Linked DNA regions of Homo sapiens: regions 1 and 3 are each linked to region 2. Evidence: read pairs that join two places in POLR2A ChIA-PET (ENCODE). Cell type or tissue: PC-9. All regions are shown on one strand.

What was found. Peaks named below come from ENCODE experiments on the same cell type or tissue, not always from the same donor. Only the 100,000 strongest peaks of a DNase experiment are listed, where the experiment ranks them.
Region 1: POLR2A ChIA-PET joins it to region 2 with 5 read pairs; 3 of 35 experiments call an interaction of 5 or more read pairs at or near these places.
Region 3: POLR2A ChIA-PET joins it to region 2 with 5 read pairs; 5 of 35 experiments call an interaction of 5 or more read pairs at or near these places.

What each region holds. Positions count from the first base shown.
Region 1 is chr17:15,970,127-15,974,126 of GRCh38, reverse strand. All of the region lies in intron 1 of ADORA2B (adenosine A2b receptor), which reads right to left. Among named protein-coding and RNA genes, the nearest start is that of ADORA2B, 27 kb to the right of the region's middle. In PC-9, no CTCF peak of the experiment used is centred here; DNase peaks (open chromatin) are centred at 1,486 and 2,056; H3K27ac peaks cover 3,232 bases.
Region 2 is chr17:15,656,196-15,660,195 of GRCh38, reverse strand. The region is part of intron 6 of TRIM16 (tripartite motif containing 16); the gene reads left to right. Among named protein-coding and RNA genes, the nearest start is that of TRIM16, 26 kb to the left of the region's middle. RefSeq lists an enhancer at 233-735. In PC-9, no CTCF peak of the experiment used is centred here; DNase peaks (open chromatin) are centred at 325, 695, 1,585 and 2,175; H3K4me3 peaks cover 1,273 bases; H3K27ac peaks cover 4,000 bases.
Region 3 is chr17:15,979,831-15,983,830 of GRCh38, reverse strand. ZSWIM7 (zinc finger SWIM-type containing 7) reads left to right here. Exons shown (of 5, transcript NM_001042697.2): 4 at 2,687-2,791. Among named protein-coding and RNA genes, the nearest start is that of ZSWIM7, 18 kb to the left of the region's middle. RefSeq lists an enhancer at 1,039-1,728. In PC-9, no CTCF peak of the experiment used is centred here; DNase peaks (open chromatin) are centred at 1,450, 1,790 and 2,350; H3K4me3 peaks cover 313 bases; H3K27ac peaks cover 3,877 bases.

The DNA.
Region 1 (4,000 bases), 310 kb before region 2:
GAGCTATAACCAATCCAGCTGTTTCTGTTCCTCACTTCCATTTTCTGTACGTCACTTTTCCTTTTTCTGTCCATCACTTTCTTTTTTCTGTCCATAAATTATCTTCCACCACGTGACTGCACTGGAGTCTCTGAGCCTGCTTTGGCTCAGCAGGCTGCACAATTTGTGAATCATTCTTTGCTCAATTAAGCTCTTTTAAATTGAATTCAGCCGAAGTTTTTCTTTTAACAGTATCAACTGTGGTAAAATTGGCTTTGTTATACAGTGCATCATTTTGCTTCAAGTCACAGTTTCCAAAAACCGATCGACTTCCTATACTTCCTACCTACCTAGGTACCGCTCTTTGAGTCTAGGTCTTCTGTAAGGCATTGTTCTAGGTCAGTGGTCCCCAACCTTTCTGGCACCAGGGACCAGCTTCATGGAAGACAATGTTTCCACAGACCAGGGGCGGGGGGTGATGCATTAGATTCTCATAAGGAGCGCACAGCGTAGATCCCCTGCGTGCACAGTTCACAATAGGGTTAGCTCCTATGAGAATCGAATGCTGCTGATCTGACAGGATGCAGAGCTCAGGCAGTAATGCTCGCCTGCCTGCTCACCTTCTGCTGTGTGGCCCAGTTCCTAACAGGCCACGGACCAGTACTAGTCTGCAGCCCAGGGGTTGAGGAACCCTGTTCTAAGTGCTTGAGATACATCAGTGAACAGAACACACAGAGATCCCTACTAAATTTTAACAGACTCAGATCTAGCAGGGGTAAACATAATAATAAACAGTATGGAGATATATGTGGTATGAAACATGAAAAAGCAGAGTAAGAAAGATCAGGATGGGCAGGACTGTAGTTTTAAAGAGGCTGACATCATGGATAAGGTGACACTTGAACAAAGGCCTGAGGCAGTAAGCACTGGAGTCAGCACCACCTGTGGCTCCAGGCAAGGATCTTTCTGGCTTCCCACAAACACCACAAGACATTTGCCTAGGACTATGGGCAGAATCATTTCTGAATACCTCTGCAGACTGCTGGAGAACAAGAGTCTAGCAGTGCCCCTGTCTACTGAGAAATACTAGCAGCAGAGTTGATAAAAATTGGGAAATAGCAAATATTAAATTTTTTGGTCATCTTCAAGCCATTAGATCACAAGTTGGAGACCAGCCTGGGCAACATGGTGAAACTCCATCTCTACAAAAAAGTACAAAACTTAGCCGGGCACGGTGGTGTATATCTGTGGTTCCAGCTATTTCGGGAGAATGAAGTGGGAGAGTCAGGATCACTTGAGCCCAGGAGGTTGAGGCTGCAGTGAGCTGTGATTGCACCACTGCACTCCAGCCTGGGTGACAGAGCAAGACCTTATCTCAAAAAAACAAACAACAAAAAAATACTAGAAACCACTACTGGGGATACCAATACAAAGGGACAAGATCCTAGTCCTTAAGAGGTTTGACCAGTATCCAGTTGAGAGATACAACATGTATCAGATAAGCAGGCTCTATGACAAGTGAGTTATGGGGCAAGAGAATGGGAGCGGCCACCTCTGCCTAAGAGGTGACCAAGAAAGGAAGTGACCTTATAAGAGCAACAGATGCCATAATATCCCTTTTAGACATTTTGCTATACACTAGTCTATCCATGGTTTATAGCAAAGGTACACATTTTGTTATTAACAACTGGTCCATAATACATATGTAATGTATAAATGAACATAATCAATGTAATGTATTAAGTAAATGAAATAAAATCCTTCTGTAATCTCTGGAAGAGAAAACTGGGAAATAATTTGATTGACATTACCTGAAGACTTGCCCATGGGAAGTGTTTGTTTGCTTTACCTGCAGTGTAAGACGTATACTTCCCAGCATGGCCGCAGAACCCCCCAGCCTCGGCTCCACACGTCCAGTGCCTGCCATTCTTAACCAATGGCTCCCTCTGGCTCATGCTATTCTCAACATCAGACAAAGCATCTGTTGCTCTTAAAAGGTCACTTCCTTTCTTGCTCACCTCTTAGGTAGAGGTGGCCACTCCCATTCTCCTGCCCCATAACTCACTTGTCATAGAGCTGGCTTATCTGATACCTGTGGTATCCCTCAACTGGAATGTCAGCCTCTTAAGGACTAGGACCTTGTCCCTTTGTATTGGTATCCCGAAGACCTAGCACAGTTCCCAGCACATAGTATGTTCTTAATATGGCCATCACAGGCCAGGCATGGTGGCTCATGCCTATAATCCCAGTACTTCAGGAGGCCGAGGCAGGCGGATCACTTGAGGTCAGGCATTTGAGACCAGCCTGGCCAACACGGTGAAACCCCGTCTCTCCTAAAAATACGAAAATTAGCTAGGCATGGTGGTGGGCACCTGTAATCCCAGCTACTCAGGTGGCTGAGACAGGAGAATTGCCTGAACCTGGGAGGCAGAGGATGCAGTGAGCCGAGATCATTACACCATTGCACTCCAACCTGGGCGACAGAGTGAGATTCCATCTCAAAAAAAAAAAAAAAAAATGGCCATTACAAATACATTCATCATTTATTATCTGACTTTATTAGGCAGCTTTAAAGAAAGATTCTACTTACTAGGAATACTTGAGGTTGCAGCCTGAACAGGCAGAAGAACCAGTCGTTTGCTGAGGAAGTTAGCTGAGGTCTTGCCTCATAATTTACAATGATCTCTAATCTTTTCTACTCCCTCTTAGCAACAGGCAGCTCAATCATGGGCCCCTATACTACAGAAGACCTGCTGGGCTCAGTTTTTTCACTGAATTTGTCTTGGCCAGTGAATTCATCTGTTTCCCACCTCATTCAGGAATGTAAAGCCTTCCTTAAAAACAGTTGTTCTCTGCCATTGCCTCACTGGAGATGTGAATAACACAATTAGTCCCTGCAGCATAACAAGGAAGCCTCCCAAAGGCGGAGTCCTAAGAATCACAGAACTTCAGGTCCATGAGGCAGCCCATGCAGCAGCCTGCCCTTACTCCTCCTTTGTTCACAGGACTAAGCTGTATCGAGTACAGCGGGTAACAGGTCAGCTCTGGGGGATGAATTTATGTTTGGGATAAGGAAATTATGGCACTTCCATTCTCATGATTGGTCTAGTGGATACATGAAGTGGTTCTGGCCAGTGAGACATACAAGGACATCTGCTAGGGACCTCCAGGAAAGATTTTACTCCCTGATGAAGAGAGAGGGACCCATAAGGACAGCTCTGCCCCATGACCATCCTTTTCTGCTTTTGATGCTCTTGTGGAAGGGTGTGATGCCCTCAGCTGTAGCAGCCACACTGTGACCATAAGGGACAAGCCTGGAGACAAAGCTGATGGCAAAGCAGAAGACAATAGTAGAGCCTGGGTCCTTGATGACACCTTTGAACCACCTGACTAACCCTAGAACCATCACAGCTCCATATTCTGGTTTCAAAAGATAATTAAATGTTTCGATTGCTGATAACACTGTGAGGTACTCCGTTAACACAGCCAAACTGGAGAGGACTTTTATCTTTCTAGTCCAATCTCTCTTATTTCACAAATAAGAAAAGAAAACAAAGAAAAGAAGAACAAAGCTAATACACAAACCAAAGACCAGAAGCTAAATCAGTACTCACAGGCCTGTGTTCCTTGCACTATGTTATGCTGCCTCTTTTTTTTAAAGCGATTTTATATTTGCAGCACCCTGTACATAGAGGCTCATTCATAGGGGTGGCTTCCTACTAGAGTTCAGAACAACAACTGGAGTCCACCCCATCTGAACTTCTCATAGCTGCTGGATCCGACACATGTGCAAAACTGTCATGCCTTCTCTTGGATAAGGAAAAGCAGCTAATTAAATCAGTGGGGCAGCTGGTCACTGCCTTCTCTGTAAACCTCCATCACCACCACTCTTCCCTGTTGGTTCATTAGTTCATTCGAAGAGTTTTTCATTTGTACCACACATTCTGCTAGGCACTGGAAACACAATCACTGCCCTTGTGGAACATAAGCTAATGGGAAACACAGAAAATAAGTAAACATA
Region 2 (4,000 bases):
TGTGGTCCTTACTTATTGTTTAAAAAAAGAAAAAACAAACCTCTGAGTAAATATTGGGAAGGTGAAGGGTGGAGGGGATGGTTTTCTGAGATTCTTTCCAACACTGAAGGGCTATATCTCACTAGTAAAAACAAGAGGACCCTCACCCTCACCCTGTAACTTGTTGCTACCTGAAGGTGTCTGTTCGCTTACCTACCTGTGTGCTCCTGCCCAGCAAGCCCGGCCTGCCCTGCCCTGGCCATTGGCCTTGCTGAGCTGCTTCTCAGTGCCCTGGAGGCATTCACACCTGGCCTGAGATAAGTCTGCCCTTTTTGAAGGTGAGTGCGGCTCCCTGGAATGTGTGGTATCCCAGCAAATAGCAAGATTAGAGGTGCCCATTTTGACTGGGAGCTGGACAGCTGCCCAAGTTCTAGAAAACCAGCAGTGCTGAAACAACAATTGGCTCAGGGCCTCAGGGGAGCCGGCCTGGGAAACCATCTCCTGTCCCAGGGCAAGAGAACATTTGTTACAGATTTTTTAAAGATTTACTTCATTTATTATGTGTAGGTTGTTTTGACATTTTTAGGCATAAGCCATAAAGGTAACTAGAGTTAGATTTGTGTGATTATTTGGGTTTCATACCAATGTTAGAGTTATTACAGAGGTTGATATGGAGATTCAACAAAGCATAGTTCAAATGTGCTATGTGCCGCATAAAATGTCACGCCCTTGTGTCTGGAATTTACTGAGAGTCATTTGAGATGTGGTCAAATTCTTGAGCTCTCCATTTCCAGGGCATTGCAGACTCCCCCAAGTAGGTTTCTAGGTGGTCTAGCTGCTAATTCTGGCCCCGTAAGCTTGGGTGGTCTGAGAAGTGATCAAAGCGGTGCCCGTGCACCACAGCCACACCTCACTGGAAGACAAAAGAGAACCCTAGAACAGCCCAGGACTAGACCTTCGGAGACTTAGGGAAGAAATGACCGTGGTGCACCTCCTTAGCTGGCAGATGTCCGTCGCTAAGGGCATAGTTGAAGCTGACTTCGGTGTTTTCTTCATCCAGTAGTGGGGTCCTTCAGGCTGTGTGCCAGGTACTGAGCTGGCAATCTCGTCTCTGTACCAACTGGTGTGTCCTCCTGTCTTTGTGAAGGGAAGGTACACGCAGTGCCCTGGGACAGCCCCTCCTTCTTGCGGAGGAGCCGTCATTACAACAATCGTGTTCTGAGACTAGGAGCAACGGCCCTTAGTGTCTGTAATCTGCTGTTTGTCTCACCTTTATTTCGTTCCTTTGTTAGTGGTAATTAATTACCAAAGTGATCCAAGAGGCCATCTTCTTCTTTTAGGAGAAAGACAGGGCTGGAGACCAGTTTGCTGATAGTGACCCCAAACCAGAAAGTTCATTGGGCCTGCACCTCCAGGTAAGCCAGTAAAATTCTGGGCTGGTTTCTAGAGGAGTGATGCGACTTCCAGCTCAGTGGTTCTCAGACTTTGAGATTTTACGAGAAAAATTGCAAAGTGAATTTGGAGGACTGACTTAGATGTCACTCTTCCGGACATTCCCAATCCTACACTCATTACTATTATTTCAGAAAAGATAAGACCTTTAATTCCAGAAAAGGAGGAAGGACACAATCTCAATAAAGTACAGTCCCATAAATCAATCAAATTCAGGGTTACGATCAGTTTATGATATTATTTTTATTTTTCTCAGTCTGATGGGCTGATTTGTCTTGAAGTCTGGTGGACAAATATTACCTGTGTTTGTGAATCATAGCTCTGTGTGACTCAGCAGAGACACAAATGAGGAAAAAAATCCAGTGAGATTTTTGAAGAGACAAATGAAAGGCTGTTTTGGCTTAGCAAAAACGCTTGGATAGCTTCTTTAGCCAGAAACTGCTAGAGAGAGTCTTTGGGTTAAGAAAGCTCTTCTTACTTGAGTTAACCTAGAGTCCTGAGAATGATGGCCTTAAACCCCTAAACCAGGAGGGAACCTGTTGGCAGGCATTGCTTATATCCTTTCAGAGGACATAACTTTCAGAGTTTGTCCATTGGTGGGATTATTTGTCAAGACTCAACAGGATGAAAGATGAATACTTACCTACCTACTGCCAATTGCCTACCACATATCTTGGTAGCATTTGAGTCATCAGAATTCTGGGTGGGGATTCCTCCCTCAATTCTGGAAAGGAATCCTGAACCACACCTTGACCTCACATTCCTGGTGGTAGGTTTGGTTTAGGAAAAAAGAATATCTAGGTGAAGTTACATTTGTTTTGTGAAGGCAAGAGAGACACTTCATTTTATGCAAGAGATACTTCATTTTAGCCCCTGAATGCTTGGGGTTAAGAGGAAGCCAATGATGTCCAATCAACACCTGATGAACCTGAGGCATTTTTTCCACGGGGCATTTAAGCAAGCTGTAGGCATAGTCAGTAGGATTCTCAATTCTTAAGTTTGGAGGTTGGGATTTCTGTTGAATGCAGACTCCAGGTGTGAGGAAGGAAATTCAGATGCATGCTACGATATGAATGAACCTTGAAGACATTATGCCAAGTGAAATAAGCCAGTCACAAAAAGACAAACACTGTATGATTTCACTCCTATGAAGTGCCTAGAGTAGTCACAATTATAGACAGAAAGTAGAACGGTAGCTTCCAAAGGCTGGAGGGGGAGAGGGAATGAGGAGTTATTGGTTAATGGCTACAGTTTCAGTTTTGCAAGATGAAAAGAGTTGTGGAGATAGATGGTGGTGACAACTGCACAACAGTGTGAATGTACTTAAAGCCACTGAACTGTACACTTACCAATGGTTATAATGAGCCAGGCACAGTAGTGTGCACCTGTAATCCCAGCTACTTGGGAGGTGGAGATGGGAGGATCACTTGAGCCCAGGAGTTCAAGGCTGCCGTGAGCTGTGATCACACCACTACAATCTAGCCTGGGCAACAGAGGGAGACCCTGTCTCAAAGACAAACAAACAAACAACCCAGCCTGGGCAACATAACAAGATCCTGTCTTTTAATAAAAGCAGTTAAGATGGTAAATTTTATGTTATTTGTATTTTATGTGTATTTATCTGTATTTTATCACAATTAAAAATAAAAATAAATCCAGATGTGGGTGGTGACCATAGGGTAGGTGGCAAGCATTCAGAGGCTGGATGCAGTGGCTCACACTTGTAATCCCAGCAGTTTGGGAGGTTGTGAAGGGAGGATTGCATGAGCCCAGGAGTTTGAAACTCACCTGGGCAACATAGTGAGACCCCATCTCTACAAAAAATTTAAAAACTTACAAATTAGCCAAGTGTGGTGGAGCACTTGTAGTCCCAGCTACTTGGGAGGCTGAGGGCTGAGGTGGGAGGATCACTTGAGCCTGGGAGGTTGAGGCTGCAGTGAGCTGTGATTGCACCACTACGTTACAGCCTGGGCGACAAAGTTTTGAGACCCTGTTTCAAAAAACAAAAACCAAACCAACCAAATAAAAAACAAAGAAGGCATTCAGAGGTAGAACGTTCTGAGAATAACAGAGCTGGGGTAGAGGGGGAGGCTGGGAGCCAGAAGCGTTAAATCTTCTGTCACTAAGGGGAATGACTGGGAGGCTGTAGAAGACAGCCAGGAGGAGAGGAGGCGTGGTATTTTGGGGCACATAAGGGGAGCAGGGTTTGCAAAGGGGCTGGGGAGGGGCGATGGTCTAGATGTTGTGATGGGGGCTGAGGAGGACTCCCATCCACCTAGGCATAGGAAATGAGAGAAGGAGCTACACGGGTTGAGAGGTGGCAGGAGAAATTGTCTTTGGGGGACATTCAAGTTTTGGTTAAGACAAGGAGCAAAGCAGAATCCGAGGAGAGACAGAGTATCAAGATGCCCCAGGGCTCAGTGGGAGCAAAGTGGGGTGGTGACTGTAGAGCCTTTGAAGCAATAGGGAATTTGAGTTCAAAAGAATCATGTGACTTTCTAGCCTCAATATTTGGGTGCTGGGGGTTTGAGCATGGGCATTTGAGACTTGATGGGATGTGTCACTGTCC
Region 3 (4,000 bases), 320 kb before region 2:
TGGATCACCTCAGGTCAGGAGTTCAAGACCAGCCTGGCCAACATGGCAAAACCCCATCTCTACTAAAAATACAAAAGTTAGCCAGGCATGGTGGCACATGCCTGTAATCCCAGCTAATCAGGCGGCTGAGGCAGGAGAATGGCTTGAACCCAGGAGGTGGAGGTTGCAGTGAGCCAAGATTGCATCATTGCACTCCAGCCTGGGCAACAAAATGAAACTCTGTCTCAAAAAAAAGAATTATACATGTCACTGCTGGATGTTGTGGGTTTTTTCTTTAGGATTAAGTAGAAAACAATCTGCTTTAATGCTCTTCCTTCAGTGTAAGCTTCCACACATGCTGGGGAAATCTCTCCATTGATACTGAATGGTCTCGGTGATATGTTCATAACACATCAGAGCCTTGCAGTAGGTAATATGCAAGGTGTGCTTTTTCAACACCTAATTTGTAACTGGGTGGAAATCTTTTTTTTTTTTTTTTTTTTTTTTGAGACAGAGTCTTGCCCTGTCACCCAGGCTGGAGTACAGTGATGCAGTCTTGGCCCACTGCCACCTCTGTCTCCCGGGTTCAAGTGATTCTCCTGCCTCAGCCTCCTGAGTAGCTGGGATTACAGGCACCCGCCACCACACCTGGCTAATTTTTGTATTTTTAGTAGAGATGGGGTTTCACCATATTGACCAGGCTGGTCTTGAACTCCTGACCTCATGATCCACCCGCCTCAGCCTCCCAAAGTGCTGGGATTACAGACGTGAGCCACTATGCCCGGCCTGAACTGAAATCTTGAATGTGTTCAGTAGGCATCTTCTTACCCAATCATTGGCTATTTCTGGTAACCTAAAATCTCCCGAGGAATTCTGACTGCGTCAAAAAACCATACTGAGGCTGGGTGTGGTAGCTCATGCCTGTAATCCCAGTGCTTTGGGAGGCCAAGGTGGGAGGATCACTTAAGCCCAGCAGTTAAAGACCAGCCTGGACAACATAGCAAGACCCCATCTCTACAAAAAAAATTTTAAAATTAGCATAGGGTGGTGGCGCACACCAGTACTCCTACCTCCTCAGGAGACTGAAGTGGGAGGATCACTTTAGCCGAGGGATTCAAGACTGCAATGAGCTATGATCTGCCACTGTACTCCAGCCTGGATGACAGAACAACATCCTGTCTCCAAAAAACAAAAATTAAAAAAAAATGTTAATAAAAGCTGTACTGGGATAACTGCATTATATGAACCACTGAAAATGTGACAAAAGCACAGCAGTGGAACCTGCTGTTTGTTCTTGCAGTCAAACCATACCTGTAGCTTTATTCTCTGTGGGTAAGAAAGATTAAAGAATCCTAGGAGTGCTAACATTGTAATTCAAAAAAAATTTAAAAGTCCTTGCTTTTTCATTTAGATTGCCATCTGAGAGCCTAAAAGTGCTTTGAAGGCTGTGTGGCAAATTCCTAAGTGGCAGTTCATTATAAAATCACCCTCAGGACATTTCTGCTTCCCTCAGATACTAATAATAATCTTACGCCTCCAGGTGGGAAGTTAACTCTAGGAATGAAGACCTCAACAAAAAGTTTTTGGCTGCTTGGTGGTAGAGAGACTTAAACAAAGGATTTCTCCAGCAAATTTGTGCGATCATACTACAGATGTGTCTTGTTTCTCCTGTACCTCTCCTTTTTGTCCCTCTTGACCACCACCAAGACTGTTAGACTGTGCCTCTTATCAACCCACTATGTATCAGTGTCCTCCTTCCATCCTGCTAGATGAGTAGGCAGATCTGGGCCTGCCTCTTTTCCTGAGACCTCCATCCTGAACAGCTGAGTCATTCCTTTCGCAAGGGTCTTTGCTTTATTTATTCTCTCTGCTCTCAAATGCTTTTCAAAAGCCTCTTCCCAGTTTCTTCTTTTGTTCTTCTGTGACCTATCTTTATTTTAGAGATGGGATCTTTGTCACCCAGGCTGCAGTGCAGTGGTGCAGTCACAGCTCACTGCAGCCTTGACCTCCCAGGCTCAAGCAGTCCTCCCTTCTCAGCCTCCTGAGTAGCTGGGACTACTGGCATGTGCCACCATACCTGACTTTAAAAAAATTTTTTTTTCTATAGAAACGAGGTCTCACCATGTTGCCCATGCTGGTCTTGAACTCTGGGGGGGGTCAAGTGATCCTCCCACCTCGACCTCCCAAAGTGCTGGGATTACAGGCTTTGAGCCACCACACCCGGCCTGAGACTTATCTTACTCCTGCCCTGCTACTGACCCTTTGCCTGTTTTTACTCTCTCTTTAGGTATGTAGGAAGCTTTAGAAATTTATACACCTGCTGTGAAATACCAAAGGTTAAGAACCCCCACAATAAAATGTAGATGAGAGATTCCCCCCCCCCACTTCCTTCTTATTACAGTCAGCCCATAGAGTGGGCCCCATGAATCACTAGGCGTAGGAACAGAATGGTTTATGTGGTTGGTTGAACTAATCTGAAACTCTTCAGTTCCTTTATATGCTGTCCTAAAGGTGAGCACTGAGAGGTGAGGAAGGGAGAGTCTGTACACTGGAGGAAGAGAAGTTGTTTCCTCTTTTATGTAAAACATTACTGCAGTTCTTCTCGGTGCAATTTGCAGAGCAACTCTGAGTCTACATAAATAAAAAGGGAAAGAGGTGGTTTTTCCAGCACATCTGAGGTCTGATCCCATCTATCCTTTCTTTGTAGGTCCTTGGAAGTTCCAGTAAAACATACACATGTTTGGCTTCTTGTCATTACTGTTCATGTCCTGCATTTGCATTCTCAGTGCTACGGAAGAGTGACAGCATCCTGGTGAGGATGGGGAAGACTCTTCCCACTGTAGTTGAATGTAGAGAGAAATTGCCCTTACTTTGTGGTTTAACTATTCTACAAAATGGGAATCTTATTATATGTTGAAACAAATGGTAGTTTTTTGTCTTTGTCTTCAGTTAGTCACCTCTTAGGGGTTTAGCCTCTCAAAATGCAATGTCATTTTTAGAACTGCATCAATTTCCTGAATTTTTATGTAAAAGATCATGAGTGAAGCTTTGAGAAGGAAAAAAAGGGAATCCCAGAAGTGGGCACTGGGGAATTAGATGGCCCCATAAAAATATGAACTAAATTCGATGTTGACAACTTTGCATATCCTACTTTCAGCCATGTGGTATATCTTTGCACTACCTGTGAGACAGCCTGACACCACACTTGACCTTCACATGGGGCATGAGTACCTTCACCTATTCCTTTAAGCCTTTGCCAATTTCATCAGAGTCCAGACCATGAAGCAGAAACAGGACATACTCACACACACCTTATTCCAAAGGAAAAAACACTACCTTCCTGAAAGCAGGCAGCTGTTTTCTAAGTCTTGCGAAAGAAGAAAATAATGATGTCCACTCCATTCTTTCCCTTTCTTTTACACTGTTAACTTCTTAAACATCTTGGGACCTGGCTGGCAAGTTGGGTATAGCATTGTCCAAGAGGCCACATTCGTAACTGATGTGCCCTAAGTGTATCTCAACTGCAAGAGACAGGATTGAACCAAAACCCCTTCAAGATCTAAAGCTGTGTTCTCTGACATCAGATTCAACGCAATCATCTCCCCAGAGGTGTGTACAGGCCAATATATGCAAGAGTTTTGCCACTACTCCCCGCCCCCCAACCCCAGAAGTATAACACAGTAGTTAAGAGAGTAGCCTAGACCAGCCGCCTCGTCCGGGAGGTGAGGGGCGCCTCTGCCCGGCCGCCCCTACTGGGAAGTGAGGAGCCCCTCTGCCCGGCCAGCCGCCCCGTCCGGGAGGGAGGTGGGGGGGTCAGCCCCCCGCCCGGCCAGCCGCCTCGTCCGGGAGATGAGGGGCACCTCTGCCCGGCTGCCCCTACTGGGAAGTGAGGAGCCCCTCTGCCCGGCCAGCCGCCCCGTCCGGGAGGGAGGTGGGGGGTTCAGCCCCCCGTCCGGGAGGGAGGTGGGGGGGTCAGCCCCCCGCCCGGCCAGCCGCCCCGTCCGGGAGGGAGGTGGGGGGG